Linked DNA regions of Homo sapiens: region 1 is linked to region 2. Evidence: chromatin loops called from intact Hi-C (ENCODE). Cell type or tissue: PC-9. All regions are shown on one strand. Links, peaks and the distances in the headings refer to the core of each region. The heading gives the core; the rest is flanking DNA. Region 1 overlaps USP43 (ubiquitin specific peptidase 43). Region 2 overlaps GSG1L2 (GSG1 like 2).

The links. A loop is a pair of places that touch in the nucleus more often than their neighbours do. Peaks named below come from ENCODE experiments on the same cell type or tissue, not always from the same donor. Only the 100,000 strongest peaks of a DNase experiment are listed, where the experiment ranks them.
Region 1: a loop joins it to region 2, with 8 times the contacts of the local background. A loop is called at or near these places in 1 of 110 quality-filtered maps.

What each region holds. Positions count from the first base shown.
Region 1 is chr17:9,673,845-9,679,225 of GRCh38, forward strand. It overlaps USP43 (ubiquitin specific peptidase 43), which reads left to right. Exons shown (of 15, transcript NM_153210.5): 4 at 1,047-1,139; 5 at 2,902-3,037. Among named protein-coding and RNA genes, the nearest start is that of USP43, 31 kb to the left of the region's middle. RefSeq lists enhancers at 2,375-3,574, 2,814-3,314. In PC-9, for the core only: CTCF peaks have their summits at 2,475 (motif pointing left) and 2,702; a DNase peak (open chromatin) is centred at 3,127; H3K27ac peaks cover 2,322 bases.
Region 2 is chr17:9,800,138-9,805,518 of GRCh38, forward strand. GSG1L2 (GSG1 like 2) reads right to left here. Exons shown (of 5, transcript NM_001310219.2): 5 at 471-2,507. The coding sequence ends at 2,249. Among named protein-coding and RNA genes, the nearest start is that of DHRS7C, 11 kb to the left of the region's middle. In PC-9, for the core only: no CTCF peak of the experiment used is centred there; a DNase peak (open chromatin) is centred at 2,284; H3K4me3 peaks cover 899 bases; H3K27ac peaks cover 2,150 bases.

The DNA.
Region 1 (5,381 bases), core at 271-5,270, 130 kb before region 2:
TGGTTCTTAGTACATGCTATTTCCATGTTAGTTATTACTTTAAGGAGCTATTTCTTATGGTTTCTTCTTCTGTACAATAAGGAGGGTGGGCAGTGTCAGTGATTCTCTACTATGGGAGAACACTAGGGTCATCTGGGGAGCTTAAAAGCTCAGGATTTTAGAAAGATTTTGATGTCTGGACCCCTCTCTACCCACCTTGAAACAGAATCTCTGGGAGTGGGGCCTGGACATTGGAATTTTAAAAAAGCCTTCCTGTGGTTCTGGGGCACAGTGAGGCTGAGAAGCAGGGGAAGAGATGGTCCTGAGATCCCTTCAGCTTGGAAGTTGGCATGCTGGGTTTGTATGGCAGGGGCGGGTTATAGCTTCCCTTCCCATACTCAGTGCATTTATGTGTGTCACTAAACATTCTTTTCCCTTTTAAAAAAACGGAGGTGAAAGTCCTGTAACATAAAGTTAAGCATTCTAAAGCGTACAAATCAGTGACATGTACATTCACAGTGTTGTGCAGCTACCACCTCCTAGTTCCTAAACATTTCATCACCCCAAAATAAAACCTGGTACCCAGTAAGCAGTCAGCCTCATCCTCCCTTCCCTCAGCTCCTGGCAACCACCAATTTGCTTTCTGTGTCTATGGCATTACCTGTTCTGGATACTTCATATAAACGGGATCGTACAATATGTGGGCTTTCATGTCTGGCTTCTTTCACTTAGCGTGCTGTTTTCAAGGTTCATCCACGTTGTAGTATGGACCAGGGGTTCATTCCTTTCTATGGCTGAGTTGTACTCTACTATGTGGACGTATCATATTCTGTTTACCCATTTGTCTGTTGATGGACGGTTGGGTTGTTCCCACCTTAACTATTGTGAATAGAGCAGCTATGAACACTTGTGTACAAGTATTTGAACACCTGTTCTCAATTCTTCTGGGTATGTACCTACGAGTGGAATCACAGGGAGTGGAAATGCAAGGATAATTCTGTATTGAATTTTACCCCCAAATTGTTTACGTGTGATTAAACGTTCGCCTCTGTTCTTCACCCTCACAGATCTTCCTTGACTTGTCCCCACTGCCTGAAACAGAGCAACACCTTTGATCCTTTCCTGTGTGTGTCCCTACCTATCCCCTTGCGCCAGACGAGGTACGTGAGTGTCGCGGCTTGCCCGGTGAACTTGACTTCCATCCTTACTCATTACGGGGAAGCTTCTGGCCTCACACCTGCCATTTTCTCTCCTTTGCTTCTCAGCCAGCATTTCTCTGGAAACCAGCCTTATAGCTGGATGACATTCAACTATTGAAATTGACAGAGTGAAAGGTTACTGTGTTCCTTCTCTAGCTGAGGAAGGAATTATGAATGTTTGGCACAATTGCCAGACTTAGATCTGTGGCCCATTCAGAAGCTGGCACGGACCCATTGGTCTCACTTAGTGAGACAGGGGCAAACTAGAGAAAATCCGTGGCCACCTGCTTTTTTTTCCCCAGCTTTACTTCAACTTCAAAAATCTATTTTCTTCTTTGAGAAGGTGCAGGAAAAAGATTTCTTTAAGGAGCAAAGAAAGAGGAAAGGGGTTGTTTGGGGAAGATGAGAAAAAAAAAGAAAAGTGGAGGTAGGGCTGGGTAACAGGCACCATGGGCCGAGTTCTATAAAAATAAGCCCAAATCTTAGCAGTGACCAGGAAGGCAAATGGCCAATGTCAGTGTCCTGGCATGTGGGTGAGCTCCTATGTGGGGTGTCTTCTCTGGCATTGGAAGAGAGGTATTTCCTCTTTATGTTCCCCACCTCCTTAAGTGCCATTTCTCTTACCCTCTTCCTATTGACATCCCCTGCCTTTAGGATGCAGCTGAAGACATAACATCTTCAGAGGGCCTTGCTTGGCAACTCAATCTCCCTTTCTGCTCTAAAATTGTGTGCTGCTGATCTTCTGCACTACAAATATAACTACTGGCTTATGCTATAACATGGCTTATGCTGTCTATCATCAGTGACACCATCAGATAATGTCAACTTATAGATGTGATGATCTAAGACTCCCAGCCTGACACAGCACAGCAGAGTGGTCAAGACCACTGACTCTGGAGCCAGACGGCCCAGGTTCGAATCCCAGCTCTATTAATTAATTACCTGTGTGACTTGGGCAGTTATTGGAGTACAGATCAAGAGAAACAGTAGCTGCAAGAGTGGGCCTTCATATGCCGGTGGGAAGGGGAAGCAGAGATTTCCAAAGGAGACTCTCATTAAGGAGAATGTCATCAGTAGTGTTGATTTGTACTGAAAAAAACACCTTGACTGCTTTAATTTTCAAACTTTGGAGTTTGTTTTTGTTTAAGCTTATCTATTTAACAACTAGAGCCTTGAGATCGGACATCTCTATGGTGATTCTTAATCAAATACTTTTTCCCCCAATTCTCTGGAAAAGTAATTTAGAAGATTTGGCTCTACCCTGCCACCTGGTGACAATGTACCAAGTACAGGGACACAACCAGGAAGCGGAGATTAACTATGTGCTGAACTTGATCCATTATCTTTCTTTCTTTCTTTCTTTTTGAGATGGAGTCTTGCTGTGTCACCCAGGCTGGAGTGCAGTGGTGCCATCTCTGCTCACTACAAGCTCCGCCTCTCAGGTTCAAGCGATTCTCCTGCCTCAGCCTCCCAAGTAGCTGGGATTACAGGCATCCGCCACCACACTCAGCTAATTTTTTTGTACTTTTAGTAGAGATGGGGTTTCACCATGCTGGCCAGGCTAGTCTCGAACTCTTGACCGCAGGTGATCCACCTGCTTCAGCCTCCCAAAATGCTAGGATTACAGGTGTGAGCCACTGCGCCTGGCCTTGATCCATTATCAACAATGTCATTCACAGTTCATGTCAGTCCTTTAAGGGTGTTGCCCCTTCCTATTTTCCAGGTTCTTGAGTGTCACCTTGGTCTTCCCCTCTAAGAGCCAGCGGTTCCTGCGGGTTGGCCTGGCCGTGCCGATCCTCAGCACAGTGGCAGCCCTGAGGAAGATGGTTGCAGAGGAAGGAGGCGTCCCTGCAGATGAGGTGTGATAGAATTGCACTGGGGCCTGGTCATTGGATGATAGAATGCTAACTGAGCCAGCTGTCTAGGCTGTTTAGGCCAATTTGTGGTTCCCAGGTGACTCCAGTATGACTCATGGGTTTCTGGTTGATTAGTAATGCCTGCTGTCTGGGATGACTGGGCCTTGACTTTTCCCTGCATTGACACAGAATGACCAGAAAAGAACACCTTTGCCTTCCGAGAAGGCAATGACAATTATGATCATAATAATTCCAGCAATAGCTACCCCTAGGTAGTGCTTACTAAGTGTGGGGCACTATTCTGTGAACTTTCTATTCATGCCTGATTTAATCACAGGCGTCCTGTGAAGTAGACATTACAATTATCCTCATCTTACTAATGGGGAATAAAGAAGCCCTGAGAGGTTAAGTGACTTGCCCAACGTCACTAGCTAGTAAGTGGCTGAGCCAGGATTTGGATTTCGATGGTTTGACTTCATAGCCCAAGTCACCATTGTATATTTTCAGTCTTGGCAATATAAACCAGGACAGTAAAGGAACAGTAAATGAAGCAGGAGGACCTGCTGAGAGAACTGAGGATGTATAACATGAGAGAGAACATCTGGCGGAAGCTGGGATGGCTGTGTTCTACCTGTTTTCTTTTCAAACGAGTCTTAGTAAAGCGATTGGATTCACAGTGCCTGGAGGGGCCCTCATGAGGAATAGGGAGGAGGCCGTGGTGGCGCCAAGCCACATGGCAGGATGGGAGCGGCCCTCAGGGTGATTCAGTAGCTCCCTAGGTTTCTGACCCTGGACACAGTATGTGATTGGCTCTGTGTCCTTAACTGTGACATGGAAATTGACACTTCCCTGACTATCTCATGGGATTTTTTCAAATCAAAAAATATTTTTAACCTTGTTGGGAAGGCATGCCACACATACAATAACGTCTACCTATCTGAAGATTGTGGTTTGCTGGCTTTCTCTACGTTCATAGCTACATTCCTATAACCTCCACGCTTCCTGAGCCTCCCCATCACCCCAGTGGGCTCCTTTCTGCCCCTGCCCAATCAATCCCTCTGACCTCTATCGCTACCTCATAGAATATTTATGACTCTCTCAAATAGCAGGGGAAATGTGTGTATCTTGCTTTGTAAACTTTAAAGTGCACTATGGGGAGTTACTGAAAGAGACGGAGAGAGAGGGGGACAGTGGGTGAGAGTCCTGGGGAGAAAGTGACAGTAAGAAAAGATCAAAAGGGAGAAGTCTATGAGAGGGAGCGTTTGAATAATTAAGAGTGTGAAAAATCTGGCAGGAATTTGAGAGGTGTGATGTGTTGGTTCAGGGAGATGGGAGTCAGTTGGGGATGCCAGTGTGGGACGGGCATTTCCACTGAAACTGAAAGTCATCTATTTTGATGCTTTGTTTTCTTTAACTGGCAAGTGTATTATATTTATGTTATATAAAATCATAGATATATGTACTTGGATTTATTTTTCTATTTTATTTATTTATTTTTTGACGGAGTCTCCCTCTGTCGCCAGGCTGGAGTGCAGTGGCACGATCTCGGCTCACTGCAACCTCCGCCTCCCAGGTTCAAGCGATTCTCCTGCCTCAGCCTCCTGAGTATGCATCACCACACCCAGCTAATTTTTTGTATTTTTAGTAGAGACGGGGTTTCACCATGTTGGCCAGGATGATCTCGATCTCTTGACCTTGTGATCTGCCCGCCTCAACCTCCCAAAGTGTTGGGATTACAGGCGTGAGCCACTGCGCCCGGCCTGTATTTGGATTTATTTATGTCATCTTATTTATTTATGTCATCTTATGCTATTTACCCTGTTTTCCTATTTTGTACCGCCCCTCCCCCCCCATTTTTAGATTGAACAGTCTTTTTCTTTTAGAAGATGATTCTTTTACATTGAGCAATTTTTCTTTATTTCATCTTTTCTGGGATGAAGTACATCCAGAAGATGTACTTCATGTACATGTCAATATGTATATGTAAATATAATATATACATTATATTTCCATTCTTTTAGTGGTTACTAAAATGTCAACTTGCATAATTACGAGTCTAAAGCCAATCTTCCCATGTAACACAAGGATCTTGGTATGCATTAAATCCCCTTATACCTTTTTGATTTAGATATTATTGTCCAGTATTTTAATCCCTTCTCCACCTCCAACTGTAATAGTAATAATAGTTATTATTTTAGCTTTATATAGTTGATAATATTTACCTTTGCCAATGTTTACCATTTTCTTTGGTTCATCATTTCTTCCTACAACTCAAGTTTTCTCTTTGATTCAGGTTTTTAAATCCTGAAATCTATGTATTTATGAATGAATGAATGAATGAATGACA
Region 2 (5,381 bases), core at 175-5,174:
ACATGGCTCCAAAAATTCCTTCTTTCTTTCCTTCCTTCCTTCCTTCCTTCCTCTCTCCCTCTCTTTTTTTTTTTTTTCAGAGTTTTCCTTTTGTTGCCTAGGCTAGAGTGCAGGGGCGCGATCTCGACTCAATGCAACCTCCGCCTCCCGGGGGTTTAACTGATTCTCCTGCCTCAGCCTCCCGAGTAGCTGGAATTACAGGCATCTGCCACCACACCTGGCTGATTTTTTGTATTTTTAGTAGAGATGGGGTTTCACCATGTTGGCCAGGCTGGTCTCGAACTCCTGACCTCGAGTGATCCACCTGCCTGGGCCTCCCAAAGTGCTGCGACTACAGGTGTGAGCCACCACGCCCAGCAAAAAATTTATTTCTTTACCCATGTAACAAACCTGCACATGTACCCCCACTCTGAACCTAAAATAAAAATTGATAAAGAAAATAAATAAATAAAAATAAAAACTTGTCCAAATAGTTTTTAAAAGTTTATTTCTTCTTTGGCATCCTCAGCCACAGTGTTCACAGGTGTTTTTCACAACAGCGAATTCAGCGAAGTCTCTCTCCAGTGTATTTCATTCCCTGTAAGATGAGACTTTGACCTGATATCGTGACAGTCACACAGGACCTGCCTACATGAATACATAGGGATGAAAAACCATATGAAAGAACCTGCACACTGCAAAGGGCAGAGGCTTGTGGGTACAAACTCTCCTGCTCTAGGTGAGCACATGGCCCAGGGAACCCCAGCAGACATTCTCTGGGTTGGGCTTATTCCAGCAAGAATCCATTGTCTATCTCTCATATATGCTTAGCGCAATGAAACACAAAATTCCACAGAAGCAGCATTTGTCAGGCAGGTGCTCACCTTGAGCCACAAACACGAAGGTAGCTGGATTTTTTTTTTCATTTTTTTTATGACAGTATAAGTGTTACAGTTCAGCATAAACAGATTTTTATTGGATTTTTTTCCCAGAAATGATATGTTTACAAAACACGTGAATATAATTTTTAAAATGGATCTGAGCAAGGACATATTGAAGGTTGTTAGAGTTTGCAGTCCCTTTCTTTTCTTTTTCTTTTTCTTTTTTTTGAGACAGGGTCTCACTCTATTGCCCAGGCTGGAGTGCAATGGCGCGATCTCTGCTCACTGCAACCTCCACCTCCCAGGTTCAAGCGATTTCCCTGCCTCAGCCTCCTGAGTAGCTGGGATTACAGACATGTGCCACCATGCTTGGCTATTTTTGATGTTTTTTTTTTTTTAGTAGAGACAGGGTTTCACCATGTTGGCCAGGCTGGTCTCGAACTCCTGACCTCAAGTGATCTGTCTACCTCGGCCTCACAAAGTGCTGGGATTACAGGCGTGAGCCACTACACCCACCCCCTTTCTTTTTTCAAAAAATCAAATTATGTGTGGAACAACCTGTGGCCTGAATAACATGGTAGCTGGACATGGGATGAATTGATACAATATTGCAGATGACTGTATTAGGAATCCTGCAGCCCACCACTGCCTCCAACAAGACCTGCATGTTTGGTAATGTTTATTTTTAGAAGCAAAAGTGGCTGGCGATTTAATTTAAGCAGAACAACTCAAACATGTGTTCCACTTAAACTAAGATAAGATGTCATTCCATTTGACTGTGTTTTCATTTCTATCATTCGACTGTCCTTCCAAACTGATTTTACTATGAGTAGAAACACAAAATTTCCAAGAAAAAATATTTTAAAAAATAACAGGAAACATATTTTGAAATTTCTGTCTTCTTGATTCAAATGAAAAAGAAAGTATGACATAGCCACACATACTTTATTGTGTGTGTCAATTAGGAGAAAACATTTTCTGGATTTTTCTGTCAACAAACCTATGCGGACAACACATTTTGCCTCCCTTGTAGTTAAAAAGACTTGCTTTCCTCTTTCTTCAACTTCTCTTCCCTTAGTACTGGCATCCTCCCTGTTTCTTTGGTATCCTTATCAAATTCACTGTCATTAAGAAGCTCTCTTTTATACTAGAGTGTCAATGGTTGATATCTTCAGTAAGCATTATCTCACTTCAAGGTACTGGCATTTTAACAGGAATCAAAGGCTAAAGCCAAAGGTGTTTAGTAAAAGGTGAGATGTGGAGGGGTGGGGATGGAAGCTTTCCCTGGACAACAATCTCCTGAAGTCCAACCCAGAGGCAGGGTGTACATTGTGAGTGTCAGTGCCTGGCTTGTTTGCCTGTGCGGATGTGGCAGCCATGGACACTGGCTAGCATATGGACACCTTGCCTGGGGCGCCTGGTGGGAGGTGTCCAGAAACATTCCTGAAGGCTTGTTCAGCAGGGCAAGGAGCAGCTCCTGTTTTCCAAATGCTCTCCGAAGCCTCGGGTTCCAGGAAGCTGTGTTGAGAGTGCCGACTGCCGTTCTGTGCCTGCTGCTTCTCGGTGAATTCCAGGCGGGCTGCCGTGAACCTGCTCATGGCCGAGACCGACACAGCCAGGCAGAGGGCGAAAGAACCCCAGGCAAGGCTGTCAACAGAAGGCACCGTTAGGAAAGGGCTGAGGGCTGTGATTCCAGGACTTCCTGTTTTCTCCAGACTGGGGGTCAATCTGGAGAAAACAACAGCTCCTCGTTCTACTCAGTTTGGACCTGCATTTTGGATCACAAATCCCAGAGTCTAGTCAACGTACTGTTTAGCCCAAGGGTTAAGAGAATGGATTCTGGAGTCACTGTGCTGGCTTTGCATCGTGGCCCCACCTTGTATTAACCATGTGACCTTGAGCTGGTTGCTTTACCTCTTTGAATCAGTTCCCTCATCTGCAAAGCTGGAATAATATTAATGCTGCCACCAGGGTGGCTGTGAGGAATTCAGTGAGTGAATGCGTGGGAAGTATTAATACTTAGTATAGCATCTGCTGCATAGAAGTTTCCAGATTATTGCTGTTGTTGGCTGTAACCCAGGACAGTGGCATTGGTGTCATTACTTTTTTTTTTTTTTTTTTTTTGAGACAGAGTCCCTCTCTGTCGCCCAGGCTGGAGTGCAATGGCATGATCTTGGCTCACTGCAACCTCTGCCTCCCGGTTCAAGCAATTCCCCTGCCTCAGCCTCCCAAGTAGCCGGGACCACAGGCATGCGCCACCACACCCGGCTAATTTTTGTATTTTTAGTAGAGACAGGGCTTCACCATGTTGGCCAGGCCGGTCTTGACCTCCCGACCTCAGGTGATCCGCCCGCCTTGGCCTCCCACAGTGCTGGGATCACAGACATGAGCCACCGCGCCCGACCAGCATCATTATTCTTATATCCCCATCCAGGCTGTAAGCCTGTTGCATACTGAGATGATGGGCTACACTTTTCATCCTTCAAAGAACCCAGCACTGTGTTGGGAACATGGTAATTAGCATCTGCTTTATACCAAAGGGTGTTCAAATGTTTGCATTATTATGAGATAAAGAGAAGGGCTGTGTGGTGGACAAAGAACAACCTAGAGAAGAAAAGCAAAATGTAGGGCTAACCAGAGACACTTCCCAATGGATAATAATAAGATTAACAATAATAAACAGTCTTGTATGTATGCCAGGTGCTGTGATGGGCACCAGATTATCTAACTGAACACCTCACGGCGACCCCCTGATGGAGGCACTATAATTATCTCCATTTTACAGATGAGGAAACTGAGACACAGAAGTTAAGCAACTTGTCCACGACTACCATTTAGAAAGTGGGACATCCTGGATGCGGCTGCAAACCCTGTGAGTCCAGATACTGCTGGCTGACTTGCGAGACTTTGCTGCCTCCTGATGCTGTGGACTCGGTTAACCAAGGACACATGTCAAGGTTCTGGTTTGGGCCTGGTCTTGCTTCGTGTTTTCATTAAGTAGGTGATTATTTTGGTTTAAATGAGGGCAGAAACTCATTGCATCTCTCCACACCCCCACTGAAACGAGAGTAAAGGGATGTGTACTAGTGTGAACACACAAGGACAAGGAGAATTGGAGAGGAGACATGAGAGTACGGAAACGGCTGGGAGAGGGATGACTAATTTATGGAGTGAGGGATGCGACACAGAAAGTGTCTGCAATGAGGGCCACCCACAAGACAAGAAGGATGCCTGTTATATCAGCACTGCTGAATCCTTGAGAGGTGCAGAACCTTGAGGCACAAATACGGCACAAAAAATGCAGCCCTTTCCCCAGTCTCCTCCTTACCACAAACACTCCATCCCACCTCCCTTTCCCCCAGAAAAGCAAAGTTTTATTCTCTGGAGAAGGTGAACGGAAGGAAAGGCTCCGGATTCAGAGACAGCAGGCCCATTGGAAGGCAGGGAAGGGGGCTGGTCTGAAAATGGGATTGTATGGAAATCTGCACAGGAGTGGGAAGCTGTCCAGCCCTTTCCTATGCCTAACCTCAGAAATTATCAGCCAGGCATGTGAGCTTACTCCACTTCCTGCGGATATTGGATGATTCCCTTCTGAAGACACTGACAGGTTGTGGAAAGAACCTCTACAAACCGATATTTGTGTGTGTTTTTGTGGAGTGGAATTCCAAGATAAAATAGATGGTGCCATACCCAATCACATGCCAAAACAACAACAAAAGAGCCTACCAGTAGATAAATACCAACCCTGCTCCAGAGCTTCCAATTATCCTTGACAATCAAAGATGCCAACGTTTGGGGGAAAGGTCCAACAACAAAGCAGGGAGGGGAAAGAATTCTAAAGGAAAGAGATAACACAAGGAACAAAAGAAAACAGCAACAAAAACCAAACCCTTCGATTAATATCCTCAGAGGAATATGAGAAAAGAAGATGCTGTATCAATAAAGCAAGATCAGGATATTATGAAAAAGGAACAGCTGGAAAACAAGGAAGAGCTTGGAAAATTAAAATAAGTCCAAAATAAGAATTCAACAGAAAGGCTGGAAGACAAGTAGAGAAAAATTTTCAGAAAATATAATAAAAAGAGAAACAAAATATAAAGAAAGTAATAAGATCCTTGAATAATAAACCCAAAAGACCTAATATCTAACTAACAAGTGTTTTCTAAAAGGAGAACAAAAAACTGACGAAAGGAAATAATCAAAGAAATAATACAAATACAAAAATCACCATAATTCCAGGACATGAATATTCAGATTAAAGGCTCCCCCCTCCCCCACCCCAAGCACATAGATGAAGGATGAATGTGGAGAAAAGAGGATCCTCGCCAAAGGACATCATCATGGCATTTCAGAACATTGGTCATAAAGAGAAGAAAATAACAGGCCACCTACAAAGGCACATGAATCAGAATCGTGTTGGACTCTTGACAGAAACTATGAATGCTGGAAGAGAATGGAGTACGGCCATCTAAATTCTTTGGGAAAATGATTTCCGGCAGAGAATTCTGCACTGTGCCAAAC